Linked DNA regions of Homo sapiens: region 2 is linked to region 1. A link is a contact called in ENCODE Hi-C or POLR2A ChIA-PET data. All regions are on one chromosome and are shown on one strand. The core of a region is the stretch at or near the end of the contact, and the rest is flanking DNA. Distances in the headings are between cores, read along the strand shown. Region 1 overlaps PCCA (propionyl-CoA carboxylase subunit alpha). Region 2 overlaps PCCA (propionyl-CoA carboxylase subunit alpha).

What was found. A loop is a pair of places that touch in the nucleus more often than their neighbours do. ChIA-PET counts read pairs that join two places held with the same protein, here RNA polymerase II (POLR2A). Pooled maps may share reads with other maps.
Region 2: a loop to region 1 is called in a map of HCT116, with 8 times the contacts of the local background. The contact joins two enhancer-like sites. A Hi-C loop is called at or near these places in 2 of 168 maps with a recorded cell type or tissue (HCT116 and astrocyte of the cerebellum), 2 of 37 single-sample maps with no recorded cell type and 7 of 50 pooled maps. POLR2A ChIA-PET finds 5 or more read pairs at or near these places in 3 of 52 experiments (H1, Panc1 and activated naive CD4-positive, alpha-beta T cell).

The regions. Positions count from the first base shown.
Region 1 is chr13:100,346,213-100,350,299 of GRCh38, reverse strand. All of the region lies in intron 18 of PCCA (propionyl-CoA carboxylase subunit alpha), which reads right to left. All of the region lies in intron 3 of LOC105370335 (a long non-coding RNA gene), which reads left to right. Among named protein-coding and RNA genes, the nearest start is that of PCCA-AS1, 130 kb to the left of the region's middle. Within about 2 kb of position 2,204, at least 2 of the 41 ENCODE cell types and tissues checked have a DNase peak (open chromatin) inside an H3K27ac peak, as active enhancers do; they include HCT116, where a contact is called at or near this core.
Region 2 is chr13:100,391,499-100,395,812 of GRCh38, reverse strand. All of the region lies in intron 19 of PCCA (propionyl-CoA carboxylase subunit alpha), which reads right to left. LOC124903201 (a long non-coding RNA gene) reads right to left here. Exons shown (of 2, transcript XR_007063854.1): 1 at 3,098-4,314; 2 at 1-2,960. Among named protein-coding and RNA genes, the nearest start is that of PCCA-AS1, 87 kb to the left of the region's middle. RefSeq lists enhancers at 2,744-3,038, 2,307-3,506. Within about 2 kb of position 1,557, at least 6 of the 41 ENCODE cell types and tissues checked have a DNase peak (open chromatin) inside an H3K27ac peak, as active enhancers do; they include HCT116, where a contact is called at or near this core.

The DNA of each region.
Region 1 (4,087 bases), core at 955-3,454:
GTGGCTTATCTGAGAGTATGAAACGAGTTATGATAAGTTGTTTTATTTTCATTGACGTATAAATGTGTTATAATTTCACATGCTCTTTTAATTCAGAAGACATCTTAGTAAAAGAGCCAGTATGTACCCGTTCAACAATACCGGCTTTTCCTTGGGAATTATTTTCACACGGTTACTTTTTTCTATGTTTCTCACCCCACTCATCTTTCAGTGGTTAAGATCATATTTCAAAAACCTTAAACTTTTATCATCTAATTGAAAATTTAATAACAGGTGAATAAATTCTATATCTGAAACCAGGAAAGGCAAAGAAAAATAAACAGATAATTGTCTCTGCTAGGCAGAAATCACTAAAAAATCGATTCTCCATTTTATCAGGAAGCCAGATGAGGAAAGATAATACAATACAAATGCAGACACAATGACTGCACATACAAAGAACCCAAGAGGAAGTAATTTCCCGTTATGCTACTGTGGCTGAAAGAGTTAAACTGACACCAGGCTGTGTAGCCAGCCGTGATACTTGATATGTTCTCCTAAGCCTGAGCACAAAGTACACTGATTCCATGCAGCCAAAGTCATCCTCCACCAAAGGGAGTGCTTTATTTTAACCTTTCAGGCTGAAGTATTTCCATTAATATTATAGGCCATAGTGAAGTTGTTTCTTTTTCTGAGTCTTTAACCCCTGCTCAAATACCAAGAGGGAAATTATGAGGATAAAGTAGAAACCAGAAAGTGGCCGGGCGTGGTGGCTCATGCCTGTAATCCCAGCACTTTGGGAGGCCAAAGCAGGTGGATGACCTGAGGTTGGGATTTTGAGACCAGCCTGGCCAGCAGGGCAAAACCCAGTCTCTACGAAAAATACAAAAATTAGGCCAGGCACGGTGGCTCACGCCTGTAATCCCAGCACTTTGGGAGGCCGAGGTGGGTGGATTATCTGAGGTCAGGAGTTCGAGACCAGCCTGACCAACATGGAGAAACCCAGTCTCTGCTAAAACTACAAAAAAAATTAGCCAGGCATGGTGGTGCACGCCTGTAATCCCAGCTACTTGGGAGGCTGAGGCAGGAGAACTGCTTGAACCTGGGAGGTGGAGGTTGCGGTGAGCTGAGATTGCGCCATCGCACTCCAGCCTGGGCAACAAGAGCAAAACTCCGTCTCAAAACAAACAAACAAACAAAAAATACAAAAATTAGCCGGGCCTGGCGGTGCATGCCTGTAATCCCAGCTACTTGGGAGGCTGAGGCAGGAGAACTGCTTGAGCCCAGCGGGCAGAGGCTGTAGTGAGCCAAGATCACACCACTGTACTCCAGCCCGGATGAGAGAGCAAGACTGAGGAAAGAAAGAAAGAAAAGAAAGAAAAGAAAGAAAAGAAAAGAAAAGAAAAGAAAGGAAGGAAGGAAGGAAGGAAAGAAAGAAAAGAAAGAAAGGAAAGGGAGGAAGGGAGGAAGAGAGAAAGAGAAAAAGAGAGAGAAAAGAAAGAAAGGAAGGAAGGAAGGAAGGAAGGAAGGAAGAAAGAAAGAAAGAAAGAAAGAAAGAAAGAAAGAAAGAAAGAAAGAAAGAAAGAAAGAAAGGAAAAAAAACGGAAAGTAAAAGCTGATTCTCAAGAAAGCTGAATCCAGATCCAAGAAAAAACAGACATTTTGAGCAAAAATAAAGATTACTAAAAATGATTAAAATGTTACCTTTACTATTTTTTCTTCCAATCATTACCAGTTAGTGAAACAAATTATTATATCAAACTACAATGTCAACAAAATCATTTTAGCTTTTAAAAAAAGTGGTTGTTTAATATAACTAGCTTTTAATGATTCATTTCTGTCAATATAAGTGTTTAAGAATAATTATTAAAAAGAAGCCTTCATGGTAAGTCAGAAAAAGATTGAGCTCATCAAATTCATTTTATAGTCATCCCCCAAAAAATGGCTATTGTTTCTGACATTAACTTTTCTTTTTTTCTAAAATGAACCACTATTGTTTTACTATCCAAATACTAGGGGTATGTATTATTAATGTGTTTTTCCAAGTCATAAATGATGAAAGAGTGAAGCCCATAGAGAAATTGGGAAAATAAGATCAGCAGCCAAAACAAGCAACACAAAGGAAGGGCTGTGGGCTACTGGTTTGGAAGGAAAAACATTTCACGGACACACCCATGACAAAGCAATACAGAGCCACACCTGGAGGGTGACTCTTAGAATCCATTCCCAAGCCGATTGTGAAAACATGACTCTAAAGCCAAAATGTGAAGGTTCAAACACCGTACATCAGCTTTCATGATGTAGGTGTCAAGGACCTCCTCAGTAAGCAAGCCAGAAACATAGCTTCACTTAGCTACACAAGATTATGCTTCCTGAAGAAGAACACTATATTTACTAAATGTTACAGCTCTACACTGTTATAGGGTGTAGCAATTTTACAATAAACTGATAATACTAAATAAGTGATAGTACCTTTTTTTCAACAGAAAATAAACTCACCAAAAATGAACAATTGCTTGTTGTATAGAAAATAAATGTGCAATTATCTGGATAAGTGAACTTGCAGTCTACATATTTCATAAATACATATTTTGTTTCTAACTTCTAAAAGATAATGAGTTAAAAAATAAGATACTTAAATTTTTTAATGTAGCAATTATCACATTTACAATTTTAGCTAGAAATTAGCAAAGACTATAAAGATTGCTTCTTAACCTCCACTTTATAAAGCAATTGCCCTAAATATTTCAACAATCTCTAAGGAATGTTGTGTTTAAACTATCTAAAACACTACAAATCACAATATAACATACTCTGTGTTTCCCAAAAGCATTCATTGGAATATTAATTTTTCAAAGAGCTTTTAGGAAAAAGGTTTTCACAAGAAAAAAAGAGTGTAGGTAAGAGTCCAACTATATCCTGCTCTTAAGAGTTTCAGAATGCATTTTAGTATATAGGAATACCTTGGAGATACTGTGAGATCAGTTCCAGACCACTGCAATGAAGCAAGTATTTCAATAAAGCAAGTCACATGAATTTGTTACTTTTCCAATGTGTATAAAAGTTACGTTTACACTGTGTTGTAGTCTATTAAGTGTGCGATAGCTCTTAAAAACAATGTACAAACCTTAATTAAAAAGTAGTTTAGGCTGGCGTGGTGGCTAACACCTGTAAACCCAGCACTTTGGATGGCCGAGGCAGGCGGATCACAAGGTCAGGAGATCGTGACCATCCTGGCTAACACGGTGAAACCCCGTCTCTACTAAAAAATACAAAAAAATTAGTGGGGTGTGGTGGCATGTGCCTGTAGTCCCAGCTACTTGGGAGGCTGAGGCAGGAGAACTGCTTGAACACAGGAGGCGGAGGTTGCAGTGAACCAAGATCACACCACTGCCCTCCAGCCTGGGCGACAGAGCGAGACTCCATCTCCAAAAAAAAAAACTTTATTACTAAAAAAATGCTAACCCTCATCTGAGCCTTTAGTGAGTCATAATCTTTTTGCTGATAGAGGGTAGCTGCTGACTGATCAGGCTGATGGATGCTGAAGGCTGGGGAGGCTGCGGCAGTTTCTTAAAATAAGACAACAATAAAGTTTGCTAAACCAATTGATTCTTCCTCTCATGAAAGGTTTCCCTGTAGCATGTGATGCTGTTTGATACCATTTTTCCCACAGTAGAACTTCTTTCAAAATTAGAGTCAATCCTCTCAAAACTTGCCGCTGCTTTATCAACTAAGTTAATGTAATATTCTAAAATCCTTTTCAACAATGTTCACAGCATCTTCACCAGAAGCAGAGTCCATCTTAAAAACTTTGCTTTTTAAGCAAAATTTCTTTGCTCATCCATAAGAAGCAACTCTCATCCATTCAAGTTCTATCACGAGATTGCAGCAACTGAGTCACATCTTCAGGTTCCACTTCTAGTTTTCTTGCTATTTCCACCCCAACTGTAGCTATTTCCTTCAATGACATCTTGAACACCTCAAAGCCAGTTCTTCCAAACTCCTGTTAATGTTGATCTTTTATTTTGCCCATTGAAGCACAAATGTTCTTAAGGGGATCTAGAATGGTGAATCCTTCCCAGAAAGTTTTCAATTTGCTTTGTCCAGA
Region 2 (4,314 bases), core at 308-2,807, 46 kb before region 1:
AAATTGATATAAAAGATAATTACCAAATGTTCTGCCTTCTGAGATTCTATATTTCTACCAAGATTTTTAGAGCTTTTTCAACAAATAAAAACATTACAAAATCATGGAACACTGTACCAAAGGCAGAACCACTAAAAGAATATTTAAATCACATCCATAATTTTAAAAAATTATTTAATTTACACAAATGTAATAAAATATTCCTGAGCCACACCCATAATTCTTTTAAAATTAGGAACTCCACAAGATAGTCACAAGACATAAAACACACAATCAAGAATACAGAGATGGAAACCTAATTGTATATTGGCCCTTTCCGTGAAAACTTTTTCTGACCTATTGCTATTATTGCTCCAAATACATTTTTTAAACTTTTTAAAGCCTTTGTTGATTATTTTTAATCTCTTCAATGGTGGTATATCCCTTGCCACTGAGTTTCAGAAATTGCCACAGTTACGCAGTGCTGAGTCTGGTGAATAAGATGGAAAAGATCAGTTATGGCTAAGAAACAAGACAGAAATATAAGCCTACAGATTCTACAGACTCTTGGATGGAATATGGAAACAAGACACCAAAATAATTTGTGGGCTATATTACTATGTGTTTTCAGTGTGATCTGTGGCTTTGGGATAATTTTAAGCTTGAACAGTCTAAATTAATTTTGTCTTTCCTTAAAGGCAAAGAATAATTAGAAGTCTGAAATTTGCTTTTAGGATTTTTATACAAATCAGGATGTTAGAGCAAAGAAAGTTTTAGATATGCAAACCTGTGCCCATGAGTGTACAGCCCCAAACCCCCTCAAGCATTTCATCCTAAACACAATGCATGAACGGGATTCTGGGAGAGATCACAACCCCCTGAAATGTAATTAGAATCACGGACACAGAAGATAAAAGCTGCCTTGATGATGGAGCACGTCAGACCCTGGACACACAAACTGGAAAGACAAGAAAGCAGTTTTTTCAGAGTAAATTGAAGTAGCTATTCTAATGAAATGTGAAGGTTTAGGGATAATTTAAAAAATATTAGTAGTAGGACATATTTTTTAAAAAACATAATTTTACTATGAAGGATATATTTCATTCTTTCAACATATTTATTGAGAAGCAGACCTGACCTGTGCACTGTAGGCAAAGTGAATCAAAATGCAATTACTATTTGGGTCATGGTAACCCTTGTTAGTTGATTCACTTTGTTTTTGTGGTTAATATAAGCTTCTGAAACAAACAACTACCCTGTTACCAGATTCAGTTACTGGTTTCTATCTTATATTTTGGGTTTAGGGAATTACTCAAGTTTACGCCTATTTTCAGTTCATGCCTCTCATAAGCAAAATCTGCAAACACACAGCTGCTGTGATAGTCTGACAGAGATCCATTCCACAGACCTCTGACTGCCACCAAGAACCAGCGCTGATGCAAAAGGAACCTCGCTGAAGAAAGCTGTGTTTTCTTAATAATAACAGTTGTATAAACATAAGGTCTTCTCAGTTAAAGGGAAACCAACATCAAAAAGCAGTACAACATAGAACCCTAAACCCCTCTTTCTTTGAAGAAACCCGTTTGAAGCGAGGTGTTTCTAGTTATGGATGAATGAAATGAGAATTCAGTTGCAACAAACGGACATCCAGTTCTACGAAGGACTAATTAAATCCATCTGAGAAGCTGCATCTCAAACCGCCTCACACATTTCAAAGGAAAGCACTCCTCTGCCTTTTGCTAAGACATCAAAACACTCAGTCACAGCTGACGCATACAGAGGCTCTACAACAATGTTATTTTTATGGACTACAAAGCTCCACAAAAGTAATGTTAAGAGTTTGCACTATTTCATGACTAAAAATTCAGAGTTAAGGCAGAACATTTCTATGTATCACTATCTGAAATTTCTTTCCAGCCTCCAACTAGTTTTGTAGATCTTCTACCTGATCTCAAAACAAAAACAAAACAGATGCATCAGTCTTTAATGTGTTTCATATACTTGCTAAGTAGAAGTGGTTAAAAAATTAATCAAAGAATTAGTCCTAGTTGCACCATTAACTTTTTTTCCTTATAAACAAAACCAGGATTTTGATGTTCAATTAAGACTCTTGAGTAGGCAGGGTCCGGTAACTCATGCCTGTAATCCCAACACTTTGGGAGCCCGAGGTGTACAGATCATGAGATCAAGAGTTCAAGACCAGCCTGACCAACATGGTGAAACCGCATCTCTTCTAAAAATACAAAAATTAGCCAGGCACGGTGGCGGGCGCCTGTAAACCCAGCTACTAGGGAGGCTGAGGCAGGAGAATCGCTTGAACCCGGGAGGCAGAGGTTGCAGTGGGCTGAGATCACGCCATTGCAATCCAGCCTGGGTGACAGAGCGTGACTCCATCTCAAAAAAAAAAAAAAAAAAAGACTCTTCAGTAGTTAATAAAAGCCAGCAGAAGCAGCTGCTGAAAACTTTAAAAACTTGGTTTGACAAAAATACTCCATTTAACAGCCATTTTTTGGCCTTTAAAGTGGTAAAAGAAAGTTATATTCAGAATTTGGGATATTATCCCAACAGGATAATGTGGTGTTAGTGTCTATCCTCCCAGGATTTTCTGCCTGTCATTGGTTATGGTGAGCTCATATAATCATATTGAGCAATCGTGTTTTTTTCTTAAAGAACGCTATTAAATGTGACACAACCCATAAGCAGGAGAAATTCAATTCTTCAACATTTTCTTTTCAACATACATAGAGAGACATACAACTAACACCATCCAGATGGTTGCTAACATTCAGAGTTTCTTCCCATGGCAGAAGACCTTAGTAAAAAGAGAAGCAGGAGCCGTCAGGAGGCCCCAGGCTTCTGGCTTCTCTCTTTACTTACCAAGTAACCTTGGGTGAGTCACTTGACCTTCCCTGGGTGAGTCACTTCCCTGGGTGAGTCACTCAACCTTCTCATCCCCTCTTGCTGTTAAGTGAGGAGTTGCCCTAGGACAGCCAAATTCCTGTAAGTTTTGAAAGTCTGTGACTTTTTTCTCCAAATGTGAATTCATTAAAACGCTACATGGATTCTGTTTGGAATCCCACTTATCAGTTATTCACACAATGGAAACATGGTAACTTACCACCTCTCTGCTACCTCCTCTGCCCCAAGGAAATTTCAGGCATTCCATGACAGTTTGGTAAATTAACTCCAATTCAAAAGTTTTCAGGTCACAGGAAATTTTATAGAAGAGATTAAATTTCTGGAAATTAACACACTGCTACATTACTGACAGAGAAAAAACTGTGAAGAATAAGGCAGATTTTGTTGACCCTTCAATTTTAAAAAGAGTAAAAAATGCCTATGCTTTGATATTTGAAATCACATTTCCTAGGTGCTAAATTTATAAATAAAATCATTGTTTTCTTTAATCACAACAAATTAAACTAGCAAACACATTGACTGAATTTTGATATCCCATTATGTAACTAGTTTGTTAAGGTGTATGAAAGGCAATTGTCAACGCATATCTGCCTGTATTTTTTGGAGACAACATTCTAATTTATTAAAGAGTTTCCATGACCACTAGGGAAGCAGTTTTTGGAACTCCTTCCTTCCCGCTTCACTGTTCTCTCTCTTCCTTCCTTCCTTCCTTCCCCAACTCCTCTACCCTGCCCCCAATGAATATTTCCTGAGAAGTACAAGAAGTGTGACAGTGAACAAGACTAGGTCCTTGCCTTTACAAAGCTCCTATTTTAGTGTGAAGAGGCTGAAATTAAACAAGTGGACAAAGAAATAAACACGAGAACTCAAGTGCATGATAAGCACAATGATGGAAATGAACACCATCTTAAGTGACTAAGGGGTCACTTAAGAGACCAAAAGCTAATTCTGCTTCCAAATATAAAAACACAGAAGACAAAACAAACAGTAACAATAACCCAAAAAACCTCTCATTCAAATTCATGACTAAAAGAATTTGATTAGATATCAAATATGAGCTTACTGAAAATATGATGTTAATGTATTTATTTATGAAAGTGATCTAAATATGTATTCTATTAATTCTCACAAGACACCAATTTGAACACAATTTAGACTTTTGAAAAACGTGTTGATCAATAGTATTCCCTAGAACATACTTTATAAACTGCTCCTATAAAAGCTGGCTAGATAATGAATAATGTCACAATAAAATCGAAACCCATAGTTTAAAGGCCCTTCAGGATCTGCCTATCTCCACCTCCCTCACTGGCACCTCTCCGCCTAGCCTCCCTGTGTCCTGGCCTCCTGGACATGCAGAGCTGCCTTGCACTATCTGACCACATGGATTGATACCCCATCAACTCCTGCTCCACG